Linked DNA regions of Homo sapiens: region 1 is linked to region 2. A link is a loop called in an ENCODE intact Hi-C map of the cell type or tissue named here. Cell type or tissue: PC-3. All regions are shown on one strand. Links, peaks and the distances in the headings refer to the core of each region. The heading gives the core; the rest is flanking DNA. Region 1 overlaps OR2A5 (olfactory receptor family 2 subfamily A member 5). Region 2 holds the start of OR2A14 (olfactory receptor family 2 subfamily A member 14).

Region 1 (12,555 bases), core at 1,449-9,448, 70 kb before region 2:
TGCTTCACAAATGTTACCCCGTTTATCTTGCATAAACATCACAATGGAGTCGCTATTATTTTCTCCACTTAATAGATAAGTAAACAAAGTTCAGAATGATTTAATAACTTATCCTATACTATGCAACCAGTAATAGAACTGAGTGTTATGGATCGTACTGATTGCAAACCCAAGCTGCTTCTTAGCAGCTTTCTGCCCAAAACATTACAAATTTTAGCTCAACAGGGGTTAGACTCAACATCCACATGATGGGGCAGAGTCTGGAACAAAACGGAGTTTACAGTATTATAGCCAAAGTCTTAACACCAGAAAGAATACATCCTGTAGCCAACCCATCTTTGGAGGATTCATTACCACCTTTGGGAAGAGTAGAAACACTCACATTAGCAGCATCATCATTTTCCAATAGTAACTCCCTCCTAATGCCTGTCTGCAAAATCACATGGCCTCATAAGGCATTGCCCCAAAGGGACAATCTGAACGAGAGACACCCTGCTGTTCTCAGTGATCATCTTACCTATGATTCTGGTCTTCTTTCTATCATTAGGTGTACCCACCTGTGTTCTTTACCTTTATGATGTGATTAATGCTTTTCCAGGAAGTGTCCCCATCTCTCCTGTGTACAGATCCGTGATGGACCTACCTTACCAGTGCTCTAGGCTGCTAGGACTGAGAAAGGGGGAACCCAGCACAGGTGCAAGCTGAGATGCTTGCTATGTTAGATTCACATCTCAATTGTGCTACAACTTGCTAAATAGGTCTGCTTCTAGGAATAATATAGCCTCCTCAATCCTGAGTTTTATTTTAGGTCAGATGTGGCTAACAAGGTTTCAGCTAGGTGCCTTATATAACTTTTATGAATGCTAAATGAAAGACTTTATGTGACTCTGATTTGAAGTGATGTATTTTTGTGAGAAGGATATAAGGACAATGAAAATGAAAAATGATTACATAGTAAGACTAAGAGCTGGTAAAATTCATGACTAAACAACTATAAAACTACAAAATCCAATTTTATTTTAATGATTCATAAATTATTATGATACTTACTGAACAATGGAAGTTTCTCAAAAAATCTCAGCTCTTTGTGTTTGCAACTTTCTGTGCCTGTCTTTGTTTTTATTTGGTTGGTGATATTGGGGAAGGTCTCCACCAAAGGAGGTTGAAGGTTAGTACACAGGAGGTTGGGTATGAAATGGTGTTCATTGTTCCTGCTAGTAGACAAAACTGTAAGAAGAATCCTACATAAAATTTTACATTCTCTATATAGCTTCAATTCGAAAAGGATTCTTGAGATAGCATCCAGATAGGAAATATATACAAAAATAATTAGTCCATAGCTTTGTTACGTTCATTCTCCTACCCACACACTAAGAATTCTCATCAACTGTGTATCTAGAATAGCTCCTCTAGGAAATCTCAGTCTCTGTATGTAGAGATAGAAACTCACCCTGGTGACACCTTGTTAGTTGGCTGAAATTTTGGCACTCATAGTAGCCAACTCCTTATATTGGTCTCCCTGGCCTTACTATTGCCCTGGATACTAATCATATTAGGAAAGAAATATATAGATGAGCAAATAAATGAGTGCATAGCCATAAATAATTTTTGAAATGACTGTGTTTCCATAGCCCGGAAAAAAGGAGGAATAAAGCAAACAGGATAATTGTCTTCATATGTCCCATCGAGAATCTTGCAGGAGGCAAACATAGTTGTTTATTGCCTTCCACAAAGTGGGGAAAAATACCCTAGAATCAAAAAGTAGGTTTACATAAAAGTGGAATTAACATCAATATGAGAAAATATTTTTGAACATTATAAGTTATGCAACAATGAGGTCTTGTGAATTATTGTGCAGCCTTACTATAAATAGAAACATAAAGGTTGAGTAAAATATAAATACGTTGAACAGGCATTTGCAATAGAGTCTTTCCAATGTCTCTTCAATCTTGAAAATTTAAGATTTCATAATAAACTTTTTCATCTTTTTAATGAGGGGCGGAGTTTAACCTGATTTTAAACAAACTTACAGTCATTTAAAGATTTTTAAATGGTAATTCTAAGATAATCTTTTTTCTGTCAAAATCCCGTCTTGTTCTTCCGAGGATTCAGCAGAGTCATCAAAAGAAAATATTCAAGTAGGAAAAAATTGTTGTATAAGCTTCATACTTGTGGTTCTCATACTTTTATTCCCACAATGCCATCACAACTTTATTTCTAGATATACATGGTTTCACATTTTAAAATATTAGCCTGATATTCAGTGATAGTGGCTCAATGACTTTTGCCTTAAACACAGGCACAGGGGCTTGCACATGTAATCCCAAAAACTGAAGAGATTGAGGTGGGAGGATCGCTTGAGCCCCGTAGTTTGAGGCTGCAGTGAGCTATGACCATGCTACTGCATTCCAGCCTGGGCAACAGAGTGGGACCCCATCTTTGAAAAAACAAACAAACAAACAAACAAAAAACCCCACAGAGCAGTGACAGATTAAACCACAAGGAGAGGAAATGAAAAAGACAAAATTAGCCCCCAAGGCAAGATAAACATCTCTGTGGATCAGAAACAAAACATAAAATCAGATGTGTGAGTGATGCAGAAGCCACGGGTTAGCCGACTGTTTGTAAGCTGGCCTGAGTGGAGATAGCTTTGCTCTTAGGAACTAAATATATTAAAGTTCTTCATGCAATAATGGGGAACTGAGGCTTAGCACCTTCCTTGAAAATAAGGTATGGAGGAGGGTGGGAGGGACTGACTTCCTTTGCTTACTAATGAAGACCAAAAAATGTACTGTGCTGTACTGCTTCCCTATGTAGCTAGCTGAAGACTTGTGAGAACCCAGGCCCTGCGCTGCAACCAAATGTGGAATCCAGACACCCACTCTGGGTGCTGGGATTCCCAATATACTCAGTCTCACTATAGGTACATAATTCTAAACCATTTACGTAAGATCCAGGTCTGGATAGGAAGCCCAAAGAGCTGGGCCAAGACAACCCCTGAGCTTCTAGATGAGAGAAGAGGGAGGGAGAGAGACAGACAGAGAGAAATGGAGAGAGAACTGGGTTTTTAAATCTATTTTCAGAAGCTGCCAAGAGAAGCAGCCCAAAATATCAACAACTGGAAAATAAATTCACTTCTGATGATGTCCCTTGTGCATGTTCAGGAATGAACAATTGATAAATATTTATGTTTATGTTTAAATGCATAAAAGATTTCTTAAAGATATGCTAACTATTTTAGATGGCCAGGGATTAAGACGGAAAATAATTAGAAAATAACAGATGGATCCCAAAAGATAACAATTACAGAGCTTAGAAATAAAACACGCATTCCCTGAAATAAGGACTAACTCTTGTTTTTTTTTTTTTTTTTTTTGAGACGGAGTCTCGCTCTGTCGCCCAGGCTGGAGTGCAGTGGCACAATCTCGGTTCACTGCAAGCTCTGCCTCCTGGTTTCATGCCATTCTCCTGCCTCAGCCTCCCGAGTAGCTGGGACTACAGGCGTCTGCCACCATGCCCGGCTAATTTTTTGCATTTTTAGTAGAGACGGGGTTTCACTGTGTTAGCCAGGATGGTCTCGATCTGCTGACCTCGTGATCCACCCACCTCGGCCTCCCAAAGTGCTGGGATTACAGGCGTGAGCCACCGCGCCCGGCCAACTCTTCTTAAATATGAAAAAAATTCAACTAACAGGATAAATTCTAGATGGAGTACATTATGGGAAAAAATGTGAAATAGAACATGGAATGCATAATTTTCCCAAAATGCAACAGAGACTATTTTTTAAGAAAATGGAATAAAAAGCACATAGAATCTAGACTCAGATATAATATCTATTTATTTTATAAGGACGTAAAAATAATGATGAAAATAGGATAGGACATTATTGCTGAAATTTTTTTCCTGATGGCTAAACACATGAATTCTCAGAACAAAAGATACTCTGAGTATCAAGCTACATGAATAAAAATAAATTAATATCTAGACATATCATAATGAAAGCACAGAACATTAAGGAGGAAAAGAAAATAATAAAACCTTCAGAGAATAAAAGAATAGCTACAAAAGAATAACAAATAATAGTGGACTTCCCCTCAGCAAAACAGATGCCAAAAGAGAATATTCAAAAGGATTAGGAAAACTGTTACTCTACAATTTCACACACAGTTAAACTGTAATTCAAGAAAAAGAGAAAAATGAAAATGTTTTCAAACAAAGTCTAAGGAAAATTACCTCCCTTAGGTCTTCAACAGAATTATTAATAAATATATTGGATAGAAAAAAAGATGAAAACAGAATAAAAGTATATAGGGTACATGCGAAGCATACGAGTTGATAAAGAATAATAGTAAATATAATTGTTGAATGTAAACAAAATAGCTTTTTATATGAAATAATAAAAGCTCTTAGCAGCTGTAACAGGTTGATGTAAATAATACCAATGAATAATTAAATCACGGTAAAGCTCTTGACTTGACTAGAAAGGTGAAAATGCTGAATAATTGTAGATTGCATTAGAAAAATTTATAATTTAGTGTGTGTTAAAAATTCAAAAGTAGATCACATTTGCCATCTTTGAGCCCCCCACCTCTGCTGCAGTTGTAGCAGGCAATACGTCTGTCATCCACTCCTCAGTGGCTTCACCAGCCTTTCAGCCAGATACAAGGCTGTTGTCCTAGTGATTACAGCCACATGAGTCACTGGTCAGCTCAGCGGCTATCCCGACCTGCTGCCTGACTCCCATAATCTTCACCCATTTATGAGTGAGAACATGCAATATTTGTCTTTCTGTGCCTGGCTTGTTTCACTTAAGATAATGATCTCTAGTTTCATCCATCTTGTTGTAAAATACATAATTTCATAGTTTTTTAATGGCTGAATAGTATTCCATTACATATGTATAATACTTTTTTTTATACTTTCATTTATTGATGGACACATGTTGTATTAGTCTGTTCTCATGCTGCTAATAAAGACATACCTGAGACTGGGCAATTTATTTTTAAAACAGGGTTTAGTTGACTCACAGTTCAGCATGGCTGAGGAGGCCTCAGGAAACTTACAATCATGGCGGAAGTGGAAGCAAACACATCCTTCTTCACACGGTGGCCAGAAGAACTGCCAAGCAAAGCAGGGAAAGCCTTTTAAAAAACCATCAGATCAGCCTGGCATGGTGACTCACACCTGTAATCCCAGCACTTTGGGAGGCCGAGGTGGGTGGATCGCGAGATCAGGAGTTCAAGACAAGCCTGGCCAATATGGTGAAACCCCATCTCTTCTAAAATACAAAAATTACCGGGCATGGTGGCACGTGCTTGTAGTCCCAGCTACCTGGGAGGCTGAGGCAGAAGAATCGCTTGAACCCAGGAGGCGGAGGTTGCAGTGAGCCGAGATTGCACCACTGCACTCCAGCCTGGGTGACAGAGAGAGACAGACTGTCTCAAAAATAAAAAAATAGCATAAAATAAATAAAAATCAGATCTCGTAAGAATTCACTCACTATTATGAGAACAGCAGCATGGGAGTAACCACCCCCATGATTCAATTACCTCCCACCAGGTCCCTCCCACGACAGAGGGGATTATAGGAACTACAATTCATGATGAGACTTGGGTGGGGACACAGCCAAACCATAACATTTCACCCTTGGCTCCTTCCAAATCTCATGACCTCACATTTCAAAACCAGTTGGCCTTTCCAATAGTCCCCCAAAGTCTTAGCTTATTCTAGCACTAACCCAAAAGTCCAAGTCCAAAGCCTCATCTAAGACAAGGCAAGTTTCTTCTGCCTATGAGCCTATAAAAATCAAAAGCAAGTTAGTTATTAATACTTCCTAGATACAATGAAGGTACATGGATTGGGTAAATACACTCATTCCAAATGGGAGAAATGGGCCAAAACAAAGGGGCTACAGGTCCCATGCAAGTCTAAAATCCAATATGGCAGTCGTTAAACCTTAAAGTTCCAAAATTATTTTCTTTGACTCCATGTCTCACATCCAGGTCACGCTCATGCAAGAGATGGGCTCCCATGGCCTTAGGAAGCTCTGCCCCTGTGGCTTTGCAGGGTACAGCCCTCCAACTCAGCTGTTTTCATGGAGGCTTTGGGTGTCTGTGACTTTCCCAGGCACAAGGTGCAAGCTGTCAGAGATGAGGCACTTGTCGGGGACTGGACTAAACGTGACTCTTGCTATGCTTTATCAAAGAGACTGGTGGCATTTTGCCCCTGCCCTAGAGATCTGTGGAACTCTGAACTTGAGAGTGATGATTTAGGGTATCTGGCAGAAGAAATTTCTAAGCAGCAAAGCATTTAAGATGTGATGTGGGTGCTGTTAAAAGCATTCAGTTTTATGTATTCACAAGGATATGGTTTGGAATTGGAACTTATGTTTAAAAGGGAAAGAGAGCATAAAAGTTCAGAAAATTTGCAGTATGACAATCCAATAGAAAAGGAAAACCCATTTTTCTGGTGAGAAATTCAAGCCCACTGCAGAAATTTGCGTAAGTGACAAGGAACCAAATGTTAATCACCATTTGGGGATTATGTCTCCAGGGCAGTGAGAGGTCTTAATGGCAGCCACTCCCATCATAATCCCAGAGGCCTAGGAGAAAAAAAAAGTTTCCTGGGCCAGGCCCAGGGCCTTGCTGCTTTCTTCAGTCTTGGGACTTGGTGTCCCACTTCCCAACCATGGCTAAAAGGGGCATACACAGAGTTCAAGCTATTGCTTCAGAGGGTATAAGCTCCAAGCTTTGGTGGCTTACATGTAGTGTTGAGCCTGTGGGTGCACAGAAGTCAAGAACTGAGGTTTGAGAACATCCACCTAGATTTCAGAGGATGTATGGAAATGCCTGGATGTCCAGGCAGAGGTGTGCTGCAGGGGCAGATCCCTCATGGAGAACCTCTGCTAAGGCAGTGTGGAAGGGAAATGTGGGGTTCAAGCCCTAATACAGAGGCCTCATTGGGGCACTGCCTACTGAAGTTCCTCCAGAACCCAGAATGGTAGATCCACAGAGAGCTTGCACCATGTGCCTGGAAAAGCCACAGACACTCAATGCCAGCACATGAATGCACCCAGGAGAGGGGCTGTACCCTGCAAAACCACAGGGTCAGAGCTGTCTGAGACCATGGGAACCCACCCCTTGCATCAATGTGACCTGGATATGAGACATAGAGTCAAAGGAAATCATTTCAGAGCTTTAAGATTTGACTGCCCTGCTGTTGTGGGAAGTCAGGAACACCAAACAGATGGACCAGCTGAAGCCATCTCAAAAGAACATAAATTGTGAAGATTTCATGGACATTTATTAGTTCTCCAAAATTAATAATTTTGTAATTTCTTATGCCTGTCTTTACTGCAATCTCTGAACATAAATTGTGAAGATTTCATGGACACTTATCACTTACCCAATCAATACCCTTGTGATTTCCTATGCCTGTCTTTACTTTAATCTCTTAATCCTGTCATCTCGTAAACTGAGGAGGATGTATGTCGCCTCAGGACCCTGTGATGATTGCATTAACTGCAAAAATTGCTTGTAGAGCATGTGTGTTTGAACAATATGAAATCTGGGCACCTTGAAAAAAGAACAGGATAACAGCAATGTTCAGGGAACAACAGAGATAACATTAAACTCTGACCACCGGAGAGCCGGGCAGAACAGAGCCATATTTCTCTTCTTTCAAAAGCAAATGGGAGAAATATCACTGAATTCTTTTTCTCAGCAAGGAACATCCCTGAGAAAGAGAATGTGTCCCTGAGGGTAGGCCTCTAAAATGGCCCCCTTGGGTGCGGCCATCTTCTATGGTCAAAACTGTAGGGAAGAAATAAGCCCCAGTCTCCCATAGCACTCCCAGGCTTATTAGGATGAGGAGATTCCCGCCTAATAAATTTTGGTCTGACCGGTTGTCTGCTCTCAAACCCTGTCTCCTGATAAGATGTTATCAATGACAATGCATGCCCAAAACTTCATTAGCAATTTTAATTTCGCCCTGGTCCTGTGGTCCTGTGATCTCGCCCTGCCTCCATTCGCCTTGTGATATTCTATTACCTTGTAAAGCATGAGATCTCTATGACCCACACCCTATTCATACACTCCCTCCTCTTTTGAAAATCACTAATAAAAACTTGCTGGTTTTACGGCTCAAGGGGCATCACAGAACCTACCGACATGTGATGTCTCCCCCAGACGCCCAGCTTTAAAATTTCTCTCTTTTGTACTCTGTCCCTTTATTTCTCAACCCAGCTGATGCTTAGGGAAAATAGAAAAGAACCTACGTGACTATCAGGGGCAGATTCCCCGATACCCTGCTAGAGTTTGGACTTGCATGGGGCTTGTAGCCCCTTTGTTTTGGCCAATTTCTCCCATTTGGAATGGTTGTATTTACCCAATGCCTGTACCCCCATTGTATCTAGGAAGTAACTAACTCACTTTTGATTTTACAGGCTCATAGGCAGAAGGGATTTACCTTGTCTCAGATGAGACTTTGGACCGTGGACCTTTGAATTAATGCTGAAATAAGACTTTGGGGGACTGTTGGAAAGGCATGATTGGTTTTGAAATGTGAAGACATGAGATTTGGGAGGGGCTGGGGAAGAATAATAGGGTTTGGCTGTGTCCCCACCCAAGTCTCACCTTGAATTGTAATAATCCCCACATGTCAAGAATGGTGGCAGGTGGAGATAATTGAATCATGGGGCAGTTTCCCCCATAGTGTTCTCATGGTAGTGAGTAAGTCTCAGGAGATCTGATGGTTTTATACATGGGGGTTTCCCCTGCACACTCTCTTGCTCTCTTGCCAGCCACCACGTAAGATGTGCCTTTGCTCTTCCTTCACTTTCTGCCATGATTGTGAGGCCTCCCCAGCCATGTGGAACTGTGATCCATTAAACCTCTTTCCTTTATAAATTACCCAGTCTCAGGTATGTTTTTATTAGCAGTGTAAGAACCGATGAAAACACCCACATTATTCTGTCTTCTGAGCTATTCAAACTGTTGCAACCTCTGCCTGTTACCCAATTCCAAAGTCACTTCCACATTTTTGGGTATCCTTATAGCAGTGTCCCACTCTCTGCTGCACCAATTTACATGTTGGTACCATATCTTTGCTATTGTGAATAGTGCTGTGACAAACATGAATGCAGTAATCTTTTTGATACATTAATTTATTTTCTTTCAGGTAGATACCCAGTATTGGGATTGCTGGATTGAATAATAGTTTTGTTTTTAGTTGTTTAAGAAATCTTAAAGGTTGGGAAGTTTAAAGTTCAAGGCATTAGAGTATCTTTATGCACTGGTGACATTGCACCTTTAAATTTCTGGTACCACAGTGGGTAACACCAGACTGGCTGGCCTAAATTCCATTCTGCATTCTTGGAGTGAGCTATGGAGATACTGACCTTGAATTCACACAGTTTGCTCACAGGCTCAGAATGCTCCACTCCTACTCCATCACTGAGGGCTCAGAATTTTTTAATGACATAGTTGTCCCTTCAATGTAAGATATCCAAATTATAGATTACACAGGAAAATATGGAATATTTTATTAATATACATGTAAAATGAGTCAAAGTAACTCCCGAGAAGATATATCCCTTATTTTGTTTAATGAAGGAAATGACCAATAGAAATTACCGTAAACCCAGAGAATAAGAAAGCAATTTTAAAAACATGTACCTGGAAAGCTCTGTCTGTATCTGGAGATCAGGTTTGCTTAGATACTCAAAGTGCAATTAAAGTGGTTTGAAAATTCAAAGCAGCTTTAGAGTACCATTATAGGAGCACTGGAAAAATAAAATGATATAAAAGAAAATTAGTAAGCTAGACAAAGGGAGACACTTCCTTACGAGAAAGCTTAATATCTTAGAAGAAGGATTCGGTAAATACAAAAGAGGAAAAAAGTGGTGCCCATGGTAATGGTTCTTAAAGTTTTCGTTTTTAAAAAGAGATGTTTTTGTCATTGGTGGAACTGAAAAGGTAACGGGTAATCAAAGAGCAATTTGAGTGAAAGAGGCATGATCTTAGTGAGCAAATTAAAGTGCTGCCTCAGAAAGTGATATGATCCAGAAATTAGTAGATGGTGAAAAACACCTCCTGTATAGAAGGTCTATGATAACATCAGCCAGAAGTGCATACTGTGAGTCCTCTAGAGGTGGATACAATGAATATTAGGATTTTGTGTCAATTAAAAGGTAGCGACATCTTAGTATGTGGAAAGGCTAGTTGCATCATACCTAACTAAATCATAAAGTTGTTATTGTTTAGATGTTTAAATGTATATAAAAGTGTGTTTATAAATGCCAAGCTGCCAAAGGGGGATACTGTACTAATTCCTAAGTTACTGTCTTTCTGCTCCAAACTCATCCTTCCACTCTATGCTTAGTGGTAGCTGAAAGTCCCCAAATTACCTTTGCCTTTTGCCCGGATGACTTCCATTTAGGTTCTACCAATAGGGGGCGCTAGAGGAAACTGGGAGCGTTGAGAGGGCAAAAGAAACTTGCTCCTCCTACCTGTGTGCTTGCTGCTCTTTTTGGTGTTACCTCAACTCTTCACTTGGGCAGTTCCCAGAGTCAGCCTCATCACTCCCAACCTGGGGCCATAGTTTTAGTGGGGTTTGTGGGGGGCACTTTCTCCTCAGAGGTTGAAGTTCCCACACCGTCTCTCCTCTGAATCTGTAAATTGTAATCACTCTAACCTCTGTTCTTTCCTGACTCTGTCCTGTCTGTTCGTCTGAGAGCTTCTTTGTTGCTGCTTTCCTTCTTCAATGTTCATTTAACCACGTATTTATCTAAATTCTCCGTTGAAGTACCAGAGTGCTTTGTTTTCCTGGTGGATTCCTGCTGGTTCAAAAACAAGTTAGAAAAACATTTAGAAATTCGGGACAATTATTCAAGTAATTATAAAAAAAAATCTGGCCATGTATGGGAGTTTACAAACAGCATTAACATAAAATATTTTTTATCTGGTGTGTTGCAAAGCAATCTAGTTATTATAGTTTGGTGTATGCATTACTTGCATGCTGAATGAACATGCCAAAGAAATTTAGGAATTGACTGCCAAGCAAAGGCAAAATGATGATGAGCCAAAAAAGTGGGAGCCAGGGTTGACAATCTTATACCACCTCTTTATTAAACTAGCAGAGGGAGAGAACAAATATAAAAGCTAAGTAACAGGATGCTAAACACAAAACACAAATAATAGAAAGCCCAAATATCTCAATATTTACACTGAGAGAAAATTGATTATATTTTCCCATTTTCATATTGTATTGTATTTCATATTTTTAAGCCCATAAAATACAGTTATATATTATTTGTAAGACTAGCTAAAACACAATCACAAAGAAAGTCTGGGAATATGAGAATGAAGAACACAGCCTATGCAAATATTTAATAAGTTGATGCGGCAATATAAATACAAGCTGGATGTTTGCACTCATGTTTATATCAGGCAAATGCACTAATTGGTATGAAGAGTACTCCATAATAATAGAGGTAAAACTCTATCAAGAATATGTAACAATCATAAATATGTATATACAACAATATAACCTTAATGTAGAAATAGGAAAAAAAATAGAATTACACTGAAAAGATTACCAACTCAACTTCTTAGTGGGGGAATTAGAAAAATGCTCTCAGAAAATAATAGATAATCCTGACAAAAATTGGAAATAAAAACTACAAAAAATTTACATGCTTGATCAAACAGATATATAAAGATTCCTACATTCCCTAAAATAAAGCATATACATTAAAGTCAATATAACAATTGCAAAAAGTGAATATATACAAAACAAAAAAACCCCTCATATTTTCAAAGAATCAGTATCACAAGGATTCATTCTCTTACCACAGGTGATAATAAATGTAAAATTAACAACAGAAATGTAACAAAAATATTTGGAAACCTAAAAATGCACTTCTTCATAATTTGTCCTTTGAAGATGAAATCAACCATAATGAAAGTTCTAAATGTCAGACTTAAAATGTATGGCTAAAATGGTGGGGGAAAATAAATTTACAGCTAAAATTACATTTATTTTAAAAGTAAGATTTATAATAAGTTAAATATTCAACTCAGAAATATACAATGACCAAAAATTAAAATAAAAATAGTATATAATTTATATAAGAGCAAACGTTATTGGAAAAATAAAGAATGATAAACATTATTAAAATAGAATCTTAGTTCCTTTTTCAAAAAATACTAATAAAATAGACTGATCAGAAAAAAAGGGGAAAAGATGTGTATATAGAATATTAGGTACAAAAAGTTATAAAAACAAGATGTAGATTTTTTAAATGACAATAGAATGTTATAAGCAAAACTTATTTCAATAAATTTAAAAGATTTGAAGATATTCCAGTTCTCAGAGGGAATGCTTTCAACTTTTTCCCATTCAATATTATGTTGGCTGTGGGTTTGTCATAGATGGCCTTTTTTACATTAAGGTATGTCCCTTGTATGCCAATTTTGCTGACAGTTTTAATCATAAAGGGATGCTGGATTTTGTCATATGCTTTTTCTGCATCTATTGAGATCATGTGATTTTTGT
Region 2 (12,555 bases), core at 1,500-9,499:
AGCGAGGAGAATCAATCCCAGTCTATCCATTCTGCCTTTCCTGTCTTTGAGGTTCCTAGCAAGCCCAAGGGTATGTTAGAAGAAAAGACCACAGATTATTGTACTGTAAGTAAATGTGGTGTATTTGCCTTGAGAAAGGGTTTACAGATGGAAATGGGAAAGGGGCAGTGAATGAAATCACTGGCTCCAGATAGTAGCGATGAAATGCCCGTGCTATGTGGTCTCCTTCTGCTTCTAAGTCTGTATTTATAGCTAGGGTCCTGAGGGGACCTCTAGGGGCCACCGTCTATCCCAGGATATGGCCATGTACCTCTGACCTTCTCGGCCCCTCCATCCATATCCCCTCATTACCCTGTGGCAGCTCCTGGCTTTGTCATCACTGTGCCATAGAAGAGGATCAGATAACCATCCCTATAGGGTATGATCTGGCTAAAGGGCTCCAATGATTGTCAGGGGCTATGCGGCTCAGGTGACTCTTTTTTACAAATAATGCTAATTTTAAAAACTGAAGTAGAGTTTGTAAGTGGTTTGCTTACCCAGGGATGTATCCTCCTTGCCCCTCTGCTAACTGCCTAGTCCTGCACATTCTCAGAAGCGTTGTGTCACCAGACAAGATCCCCTTCTCAGTTGTTCTGGATACAGGCACCATTCACTCACAGGGAAAAGCCAGTGCCTGTCAGGGTACAGGTTCTCTTTTTTTTTTCTGATTTTAGCAGAGGAACCATTGAGCACAGAACATGTCTCCTTATGATGACTGGATCCAGACATTCTCCTTAACGATGGTTCTCATATCCCTAATTATATATCTAAAAAACCTAAGTTCTTATGTGAGTTAATGCATTTAATCCTCACAACTATGTTATGAGACAGAATTTATTACCCCATTTTGTAGATTGGGAAACTGAGGCATGAAGAGGCACAGAGAAGTCATAAAGCTAGTATGCAGCAAAGCCAGGATCTGAACCCAGGCTGCAGGGCTCAGGAATCCATGCTTGTTCATTTGTTTTTAACACTAGGCTGCGGCCGGGTGCAGTGGCTCACGCCTGTAATCCCAACACTTTGGGAGGCCAAGGCAGGCAGATCACCTGAGGTCAGGAGTTTGAAACCAGCCTGACCAACACGGAGAAACCCCATCTCTAATAAAAATACAAAATTAGCCAGGCATGGTGGTGCATGCCTGTAATCCCAGCTACTTGGGGAGCTGAGGCAGGAGAATTGCTTGAACCTGGGAGGCGGAGGTTGCGGTGAGCCGAGATCTCACCATTGCACTCCAGCCTGGGCAACAAGAGCGAAACTCCGTCTCAAAAAAAAAAAAAAAAAAAACTAGGCTGCTCCCTAGGACTAAGCTCAGTGTCAAAGTATATTATTGGAGATGGCAAGTTATTTCTGAGTAATTGCAAAGATTTGACAAATCAGTGCTGCCTTACAACCCCACTGCTGGAGGCCCCAGGGCTCCCATTCTAAGACAATTTTCAATAGAAACTTTTCTTTTGTGTCAGTGCTAAACACCCTAAATACGCCCCCCTTTTCTTTCCAAAAAATTAATCCTCTCTCTATCATTGGGATATTTAGCATGGTGGGATTGACCTCTTACTATTACAGCCTGTATTTTTTTTTCTTCAGTAAGGGAGTGTGGTTACTTCAAAGGAGTCTTCCATTTCTTTAAATTGCTTTTTAATTTTAAAAATCAAAATATAGGAACATTTATATTAGGAAATCAAAGCAAAATGTGTGTCTTATATTTAAACTCAAAAACAGCCAAAAAGAAAAGCAAGATAAACGTGAAAGTGTTTGCAACACCATGATGATTGCACTGGATTTCCAATTCCTATGCTTTAATACTTCCCTCAATTTTACGATCTCTTTAATATCATTAGTAACAGCTGACATTTATTAAATTCCTATAATGTACCAGTGCGATGGTATTTCTTCTTCACATCAGTCCTTTTGGTATCTGTGGTCAACATTTTACATTTGACAATAATGAGCCTTAGAATACGTGACTCAAATGCGTCATGTTCATTGCTCAGAATCAAGACTGGAATAGTGTTCTGGCCAAGACTGTTACTCCTGTTGCTTTCATTCTTATTCAGAGACCATATTTTTTTCTGTCACTGCTAAATTTGCTTTGCTCTTTAAGAACAGAAAAATGTATCCATGCAGTTTTTTCCCTTACTCCATCCACTGAAGATTGTTCTGTAATGTGTAACTGGAGTGGATGCCTAAATAAATCTTCCTTTCAGATATCTGATTCTTTATTGAACTTCCACAGGCTTTTCTAAAAGAAAAGTCTGACTACTTGAACTGTGAAATCCAAAATACAAAAGGATGCCAATAAATAAAAGGAAAAAAACTATTTTCCTCTTATACTGTATATTTGTTTACTTAACTTCACAATTGAACAGATGGACAATTTTTGTGTGTAGGTAGCCACCATTATAGACTTTTCTCCTTGTGGCCTCTTGTACACAACTGTTAAAAGCACAGTTGATAACCAGAGTTTTATACAGTTTGGATGTAGTTCACGTCTGATTAAATTTCACTTTCACTAAGAATTCTATTTGTTTCTTTCTTTATTCCTGCTCTTTAGAAATAGTTTATTCTAGGCTGCTGGGGTTTTTTTCCCCGAAATTCCTTACTTTACAAAAATTACAAATAAAACTATAAACCCAGATTTGCTTAATTATGAATTTAGATTAACCAAACAATTGTATTTATTTGGTAATGACTGGATTTTTTTTTTACTCCTAAAGCATCCAAATGCCTGCTACCTAGGTCACTGGGCCTTGGAACAGTAGGAGCACAGATGTGTACACCACAGATGGGAGCCAGGAGGGACTAAAAATATGCAAAATATCCATGTGCTTGGAGGTCTCAGGGATAAAAGGCTTCTCCTTTTCAGCTTGATTCATTGGGACATTAACACAACATTTGCTGTGTCCAAAAATTGACAACTACCATTCTGGCATTAAAATTATATTGTGCAGAAAATTAAACAGTTTCCTATTTCAAATATGTGCTCATTGGAAGTTCTGTACATACATATCTTTTAACTGTATTCTGCTTTCATGAATCTAAAAGTAAATCAATTATTATAAAGTCAAAAGTATATCAGCTAAACTGATGAATTTTTTATGTCAATTTCAGATTGTTAAAAATATAAACAAGGTTACAAAGAATAAGTACAATCTCCTGCTCACTATGGTTCAGGTACATTGTGTTTCTTTCTTTCTCTTCCCAGAACTCACCAAGTGCATCTTGTTCAGAGACTTTGCGTTTACTGTTCCATTACTGTTCTCTGTGTAGAGAATGATCCTCTTTTGGCTCTGGGCAGGGTTGTGGCCTTCATGGTTTAGGTTCCACTCACCTGTCTCCTCTTAAGAGAGACCTTTTCCAACCATCCCATCTAAAGGAGACCCCCCTCAAATCAAGTAGCTTTCTATTATTTTACCTAGATTATTTCCTTCATTGTTCTTTTCATGGCCAGCAATTATCTTTACTTGTTTACTCCTGGTCTTTTACAGTGGTAATGAATCATGCCCTCTCTCTGTTCCAAGTCTGGAAAAAATGAGTTGAATAATACATGAAAGAATCGGATATAATTCAAAAAGGTATTTTATTAATAAAGTCTGTTGAAAAGCATGGTTTATATTTTCAACAAAGTTTCTCTCCAAATTAAAATCACAACCATTAGCTGACACCCCTTCCCCACCTCCAAATGGGACTGAACATGCTCCTGATACCTTAATCCCAAGCAGATAGAAATGCATGCAGGTGAAACAGAGAACAGAGAAAGGTCACCCTCAGTTTCTCTTTCCTGTTTCACAAATCATATAAATTAGGGGAAAGAGAGAGGCAGGTATACTCTAAAACAATTTTATCCAGGGGCATAGAGGTTTCCTTCCCTAAATAGAAATGTGAGGTGTGGAAGAGAAGCACATCACCTTAATATTACTTCTTTATAATCTGCCTCCCTTTCAGAATGTGTTTACATCATCCACAGCTGGGCCTCTAAAGCTTAGAACAGTGGCTGAAACAGATCATGCACTCAAGGATCATTCGTTAAGGGATATACAAAATACAAATATAAGTTACAGAACATTGTTTGCTTATGAAAGTAACAGAGATTGTAATTGGTAATGCCTAGTACTGACTATGTGGCAAAGAGACATGATTCTTACACACTGTGGGAGGGAATTGCAATTGGTCAGATTTTCTAGATGGAAGTTAAAATAGGGATAAAAACCTTAGAAATGTCTGTATATTTAGCATCTGCAATTTCACTTTTAGAATATGTTCTAATAAATAATTATGAATATAGGCAAATCTTAAGTTTAAGAGAAATGTATCTCAATGCCAATAAAAATAAGAAATAAACAAAAATTCAAACAGTAAGAAATTCAGTAAATTGTGACAGAATATTGTGCCCCTTTAAAATAATGTCCATAAAATATAATTTCGATACAGGAAAAGTATTATATTAAGTGAAAAATTGTAATGTTTAAATACTCTGTACAATACCCTATTTTAATATATAAATTTGAGGATCTACGTATTTACTAAAATAAAAGACATCAAAATTGTTTTTTTAAAAGTATCCTGTTGGATTTGAACCTTTAGCCTGATTTGAAAATAAAGATAGTCCTCAGGCTGTTTCTGGAATAAATGTGAAGTGTTAACAGAACAGCACCAGGTCACATGGTTTCTCCACCTGATGAGGCCATCCGTCCTGTTCATGGCCCTTGGTCGCCCCCTGCTGGCTGGATAGACCCAGACCCTCCAGGAAGAGCTCCTTAGAAAGAGCTCACCAGCTGGGGCTGCACCTGATCCCATCCCCATCACATGCTCAGATTCCATCTGAACAGCAACAGGGCTGCTGGCATGATCACAGGTGATGGAGAAGAATACAGTTAGGGGAACCGACAGCAACCCCAGTTGCCATAGCTGGGAATATATTGATGACAAAAGACTCTGTCACACTGGAAAGTAAGATAAGCTCTGAGAGATGTCAACATATTAAGTTATAATCGAGAAAAGAGTCCAATAAAATACAATTACGATACAGCGATCATCTTTAAATGTAACCACTTAATGTAAATTGGTTTTTCTTTTGAATTTCTTATTTAAAAGACCTCAGAAATGTCACCATGCTTAGTTATTTTAAAGATATATACATGTATTCATTGTATGTAGCCAAGAATTATTTCACTCATGCCTAATTTACAATAACAGATGCTGATGAAGAAGTAAGGAAAACTCTCAAAATAAAACTACAAACACCAGATATGGAAAAGAGGCACCTAAAGTTGCTGCTAGGGAGTACTGGCCAGCTTCTGAAAAGGAGCGTCTTATCTCAGAAAGCTTTAAAGAAACTACAAAATTGAAAGCTATTTAAAAGTGATTTCAAATCTGAAATAAGTGGGTAGAAAAGCCTGTGAGGAGGTGAGGGACAGTGAGCAAGCCCATGGCAAACAGAGGGTCCCCGTCCCTGCACATCTCAGACTGAGAAGGAAGCAGGATGAGCAAGTGAAACCACCTCATAATGCAACATTTGTCAAGGTCCTCTCTTCTCAAACTACGTAAAAATCAAGATTTCACACTGAAAGGGAAGCAAGGATACTTGAGTTCTTCAAAATAACACATGTGCGTGTGTATCCCCTTATGTAGGGTATATTATAATAGATCCTGTTTTGTTATATTTTATTAAATGTTATATACATGTACACATACACACACAAATATATATACACATATACATGTATGTATTCTTATTATTCCATTGATACAATGCGATTTTTTCTCATTTTTATGAGCACACTTGGTTAGTTTTGGCAACATATCTGAGAATAAATTCTAGAAAATTCATTCAAAGTTATAATTTCTAAGTGCTCCCTCTGTGCATCTTTGACTGGCCCACAGCTCTGACCTTCCTGTCCTAGATGTCCACAAGAGCATGGAAGGCAACAAGACATGGATCACAGACATCACCTTGCCGCGATTCCAGGTTGGTCCAGCACTGGAGATTCTCCTCTGTGGACTTTTCTCTGCCTTCTATACACTCACCCTGCTGGGGAATGGGGTCATCTTTGGGATTATCTGCCTGGACTGTAAGCTTCACACACCCATGTACTTCTTCCTCTCACACCTGGCCATTGTTGACATATCCTATGCTTCCAACTATGTCCCCAAGATGCTGACGAATCTTATGAACCAGGAAAGCACCATCTCCTTTTTTCCATGCATAATGCAGACATTCTTGTATTTGGCTTTTGCTCACGTAGAGTGTCTGATTTTGGTGGTGATGTCCTATGATCGCTATGCGGACATCTGCCACCCCTTACGTTACAATAGCCTCATGAGCTGGAGAGTGTGCACTGTCCTGGCTGTGGCTTCCTGGGTGTTCAGCTTCCTCCTGGCTCTGGTCCCTTTAGTTCTCATCCTGAGCCTGCCCTTCTGCGGGCCTCATGAAATCAACCACTTCTTCTGTGAAATCCTGTCTGTCCTCAAGTTGGCCTGTGCTGACACCTGGCTCAACCAGGTGGTCATCTTTGCAGCCTGCGTGTTCATCCTGGTGGGGCCACTCTGCCTGGTGCTGGTCTCCTACTTGCGCATCCTGGCCGCCATCTTGAGGATCCAGTCTGGGGAGGGCCGCAGAAAGGCCTTCTCCACCTGCTCCTCCCACCTTTGCGTGGTGGGACTCTTCTTTGGCAGCGCCATTGTCACGTACATGGCCCCCAAGTCCCGCCATCCTGAGGAGCAGCAGAAAGTTCTTTCCCTGTTTTACAGCCTTTTCAATCCAATGCTGAACCCCCTGATATATAGCCTAAGGAATGCAGAGGTCAAGGGCGCCCTGAGGAGGGCACTGAGGAAGGAGAGGCTGACGTGAGACATCTCAAAGGGAACCATGGGGAGGGAGCCTTGCTCCCTGCAAAATATAGAAGTTGGCTTTTTTTTTTTGTCTTCTGCTAGAATAAATGCTACCTTAAACTGGAATACTATAGACCTATACATATAAACTGAAGACACAAATCTTTTAGAAAAGATAGGTAAATGCATTTATAATACTGGATAGGCATAAATTCATAAAGAAGACACAAAAGTCCCTAGATATAAAATTTTTAAGTTCGATAAATATAGGACCTCTTCACATTAATCATTGTGCTCATCAAAGTCACCATTAAGAAAGAAGAAATGCAAGCCACAAACCAAGTGATCGTATGGAAACTACATGTACCCAGAAATGGAACTATTGTTCATACAGTACATAGAAAGAACTCCTTTAAATCAGCAATAAAAAATATAAACAACCAAATTTTATAAAATTAGCAAAACATGTGAACATATACTCTTACAGAAAATACAAGGGGCTGATAAACATACAAATGCTGCTTTCCACCATTAGTAAGCAAGGAATTGTAAATTAAAACCACCATGAGATACTATTATATACCCACTAAGATGTCTGAAATTTTTAATGGCTTATTTATCATTGAGGTTATTGGAAATCTATTTCTAATATTGGAAATGGTCGATACTAGCAGAGTTTGTGCCAATAGTAGCCAAGTCACATTGAGTTAACAGGAGCATAGTACACATCCTCAAGATCAATAATTAGTGACACTTCCTGTGAAGATACACAGGTTAATGCTTAAGGCTTTGAGGGCCATCTTCTGCGTCAAAACAACTCAACTCTGACAAAAGCAGCCATAGACAATGTGTAAACAAATGGGTGTGCCCGTGTTCCAATAAAACTTTATTTGTAAAAACAGGTGGCTGCTGGAATGGTGCCCAGGGACAGTAGTTTGTGAACCCTTGTTCTAGATCTTAAAACTAGCATAGTTCCAGCTGATCCCACTTTAGAGACCCTCACTGGGTGGGGCCTCAGGGAGCATGTGATTAGACATGTCTTGCAGTCAAATTCCTGTGATCACATTGTACTTACTTGAGAGTGAGACTTTTCCTCCTTTGACACTTTCTAAAATATGCCATGACTCAATAGCCAGTGGACTGTAAATATTCATGGTTTCTCCATCACACAGGAATTAAGAGCAGGCTCCTCATACTCCATCACTAATTTGAGCCTGAGATCTTAGGATAAAAGTTTGCAACTCAACATTCTAATTGGAGCACAGCAGTCCAGTGAAAACAAGCACAGAGATATCTTGTACAGATTAATTTTTAAGAGTGGATTTAACAAGATCGTAGATTTTTAATTGTTTTCTTTTATATTTAGCAACCATTTTATTAAAAGCATCTTATATCTTGATATTGAAAAAGTCCTAGTTTTAATTATATTTTGAGAGAGCCACTCTCATCTTAGCCTGGAATACCCAGAAATGTAACTCTTAACCCTAAGCTGATAGCTGATAATAATTTTGCCTGGAAGAGAACATAGAAGGAAAAATTACTAATATCAAAACCTCAGGATATGTTAGAGTTCTTTTTAGGATGGAGTCTTGCTCTGTCACCAGGCTGGAGTGCAGTGGCACGATCTTGGCTCACTGCAACCTCTGCCTCCCAGGTTCAAGTGATTCTCCTGCCTCAGCCTCCCGAATAGCTGGGATTACAGGTGCCCACCACCACACCCAGCTAATTTTTGTATTTTTACTAGAGACGGGGTTTCACCATGTTGGCCGAGATGGTCTCCATCTCCCGACCTCATGATCTGCCCGCCCCAGCCTCCCAAAGTGCTAGGATTACAAGCGTGAGCCACTGAGCCCGGCCTGGAGATCTTATGCTGTAGAAATCTTTACTATGTAAAGAAGGGAATCACTAGACTGATACGGCAGGGATTTCTAAAGCTGAACACTACTCTGATATTCAGAGCACAAGTTATCTTACTTTCACTAATCTCAGAAAGTATTAACCTATCTTGCTTCCTTTTTATTCCTGAAATGTAAAGTGTTGTATACTAATGTATTATTGTTTCCATTTTTTTTTCTTGGTGCTCCTCAGCCAATTTTAAAATCAACCTGCCCATTTCTAGCCCTCGCACAATAGCATACGATTTTCCTCTCAGTGTCTACCATCCATTATGACAAAATATTTCACTGATAGAATTCTCTGTGACATTTGATTTGACAACAAAAAGAATGGTGACTGTCCCACAAGATAAGAAAAGCTTTTAGGGGAAATAGATGCCTACCTAGGCATCCTGGGACAAGCTGAATTCACTTTAAGAGGGGGAGAAATGTTAACTAGAATAAGCAAAAAAGAGGGAATTCTCTTCCATGAGGAAGGCAAAGGAGTGAACTCAACATAGAAACGTAATGAAGTTCAGGTGGAATGGGTCATGCAGACTCAGCAAATAACGCAGGATACTGCTAGGACTCAGTGTTAGAGGAGGGGTTTGTGCCCTGACCCAACAGGACTTATTGGCTGATTTTTTTGTTGCTTGTCGGTTGGTTGGTTGGTTGGTTTTTTTGTTTGTTTGTTTTGGTTTGGTTTGTTTGTGTGTGTGTGTGTTGTTTGTTTGTTTGTTGAGACAGGGTTGCTCTGTCACCCATCAAGGCTGGACTACAGTGGTGTGAAGTTGGCTCACTGCAACCTCTGCCTCACAGGTTCAAGTAATTCTCCTGCCTCAGCCTCCCAAGCAGATGGGACTACAGGCAAGCACCACCATGCTCAGCTAATTTTTATATTTTTAGTAGAGGCGGGGTTTCACCATGTTGCCGAGGCTAGTCTCAAACTCCTGAACTAAATTGATCCACCCGCCTCAGCCTCCCAAAGTGCAGGGATTACAGGCGTGAGCCACTGTGCACTGTCCCTATTGGCTGTTGTGATGCAGACAGAAGCAAAAGCAGCCCTGGGGCAATGGCCTTCCATTCTACTTGAATAGGCACAAGGGGATCACTGAAGGGAACCTTGTAGACCTTATAACTTATCGAAGTTCTCTGAGGCACTGATAATTTTCACTGATGGACTATGACTGCCTTCATCCCAAGAGTAGATCTGAGTAAGATATAACCTGTAGTACAATTAGGAGTTCTGGGAACTATTCTGAAAACACCGTGCCCTCACCTGAGGACAGAGGTGGGTCCCGCTATATAGCAGCACACAATAGAAACTAGTTTCAGTGGAAAGCTTTTAAACCTAGATAGGGTAACTGAATTTGTCCCCAACAGAGTTGGAACCCGGAAATAACCAAATCATGGCTAATTGTAACGATACTTGTCAGTAATAATATGGTGTACGAGCATGGGCCACAGCTGTTAGAAAGGGATAGTAAATACTTCTCTAATTCTTACTGATTTGTTCTGGAATGAAACTGCTTATACCATGATCACACTGCAGTATGGTATAACATTGGCATTGTTGGTAATATTCAACTATTTTATGTAAATAACTCGTGTTAATATTGAAACTGATGATGAAATATATTGCAAAATCAGGTTAAAACTTCCTGATACCAATGGAAAAGGATGGCCTGTAGAAGAACTTAATATAACTAACCATCAGCTAATATCTACGCTAAATTGTTCTGTATAAGGTTATCACAGGGTGCAAATAAAGGGGGAAGCCGGTAATCAGATTAGTGCGAAAACATGAAAATGTATGTGTATGTCACGACTTTATAGGATGGATTAGCTGTTTTCTTAGGTCTTTCCCTACCCCACAGTGACTCACAGATATTAGACATATTTATGCTGACACTATTGCTGTATCTGTTATATAAATGCTTTTCTAAATATAGATACTCTGAAAAGTGTGATCATTCTGGTAAAAGAGCCTAAGCCAAGTGCCTGGTGAGTGAACTGTACAAGAAAGGGTTAACTCAGTTAAATTTATATAAACTCATATAAAACTTTAAAATACTCTAATCATATCACTTAGAGTAAGACACAGAAATGGAAATTTTTCCCTTTGGAATTTGGATTCAGGGCCATGTTATTTTGGGTGGGAAATCTGAAGCAATAGCTTGAGGCCTATAATAAAGATAGCATTGATAGAACAGCATGTGTTCAAGGAAAAAATATAGGATCAAAAAATGAAAACAATGCTCAGTGGTTAAGATGAAATGGCTTTATGGGATAGGCAGAATTCTCTAAATGGCCCCCCTTAGACTTTTGTTATTTAATCAAACACTAATCTAGGTTCTGCTGTGAAGGGGCTTTGTAGATCAATGGGTCCTAAAATGTGAAGGTTACCATGGTAACAATCAGGTGAGTCTTCTAAAGGCTGGGAATTTTTTTCACCTAGTAACAGAGGAGGAAGTCAGAGAGATTTGAAGTGTGTGAAGCACTCAACAAACATTGCTGATTTAAACACGGAGGTGGTCCCATGTAGGCACCAGAGTGGCAGCAGGCAGCTCAGGCCATCCCAGATCCCAGAGGACAGAAAACAGCAGTGACAAATGGACAGAGATTTCAACCCTACAACCACAAGGAATCTAATTTTTCCAACAACCATTAAACTTGAAAGAGGATCTCAAGTCTCAGATGAGAATTGCAGACCAAGCTAAAATCTTGATTTTGTTTTAAAGAGAATCCAGCTGACCACCAGGACTTCTGATCAATGGAAACTGTGAGATAATAGATATGTGCTGTTTTAAGCCATTAAGTTTTTGTTAATTTGTTGCAACTGCAATAGAACGTGAATGGTGAATACACTTTTGGTATTAAATAAAGATCATTTGTTTCCAGCTCTAGTCCTTGCTAGATTGGTGATCCATAATTTAGCGCAATAATTCTCTAGCTCTTTGGTCTCAGAACACTTTTAAATTCTTAAAAATTACTGAGGGTCTGAAGATATTTCATTTATGTAAGTATATTTGTTGATGTTATAATAGAAATCAAAACTGACAAATTTATTATTTACTTTTAATTAATTTAAATGGCTTCCAATATAGGTTAATATGATATTCTTGATAAGATATTCTTATAAATAATATATTTTATAAAAAGTAACTTTATTTTACATTTTTGCAATTCTTAAAATATTCAGCTTAATAGAAAGCTGCATTTTACGTTTCCTTCATTCTATCTGTTGCCATATCAGCTAGCCTCTGAAAAAATTCAGTGTGCACTCGTGAGAGAACGAGGGTAAAAAAATATTAAAACTATCTAAATAGTATTGTGAAAATAGTTTTTATCCCACAGACTCTTTGAAAGCTTGTCAGAAATTTTCAGAGTCCCTCAACCACACTTAAAGAATAGCAGACAGCATATCAAAATGTCAGTCTTCATATATGTAAAATGAGGATAATGATCAGATTAAAATATATAGTCCATATAAAGCAGAAAATGTGTCACATTTTCTGAAACACAAAAAGGGCTCAATAATTGATACTTATGTCTATTTTAATCCTTTTTCATTTGTATCTATCACTTCCTACAGGAAATAGAAATTTATGTTGGCATTGAGAGATCTGTTCCTTCTCAGAGTCCCCATACCAGGTTCCATGAAAACCACCTCTCAACTATCTGAAAGTCACGGCCTCTCTTATACCTTCATGGAGATTGTAGGGAAGTATAAAGTAATAAAACCATAATCATTTTAAGAGTTTGGATATTGTAATTTGTGATGTCTGCCTCATGTTTATGACCCTTGAGATCT

The links. A loop is a pair of places that touch in the nucleus more often than their neighbours do. Peaks named below come from ENCODE experiments on the same cell type or tissue, not always from the same donor. Only the 100,000 strongest peaks of a DNase experiment are listed, where the experiment ranks them.
Region 1: it touches region 2 in a loop (5-fold over the local background); 2 of 110 quality-filtered maps call a loop at or near these places.

Annotation. Positions count from the first base shown.
Region 1 is chr7:144,053,457-144,066,011 of GRCh38, forward strand. It overlaps OR2A5 (olfactory receptor family 2 subfamily A member 5), which reads left to right. Exons shown (of 2, transcript NM_012365.2): 2 at 1-5,389. Among named protein-coding and RNA genes, the nearest start is that of OR2A25, 10 kb to the right of the region's middle. In PC-3, for the core only: no CTCF peak of the experiment used is centred there; a DNase peak (open chromatin) is centred at 4,715; H3K27ac peaks cover 1,990 bases.
Region 2 is chr7:144,123,160-144,135,714 of GRCh38, forward strand. It overlaps OR2A14 (olfactory receptor family 2 subfamily A member 14), which reads left to right and starts at 17. Exons shown (of 2, transcript NM_001001659.3): 1 at 17-105; 2 at 5,920-8,029. The coding sequence starts at 5,954. The coding sequence ends at 6,886. In PC-3, for the core only: a CTCF peak has its summit at 4,761 (motif pointing left); a DNase peak (open chromatin) is centred at 4,752.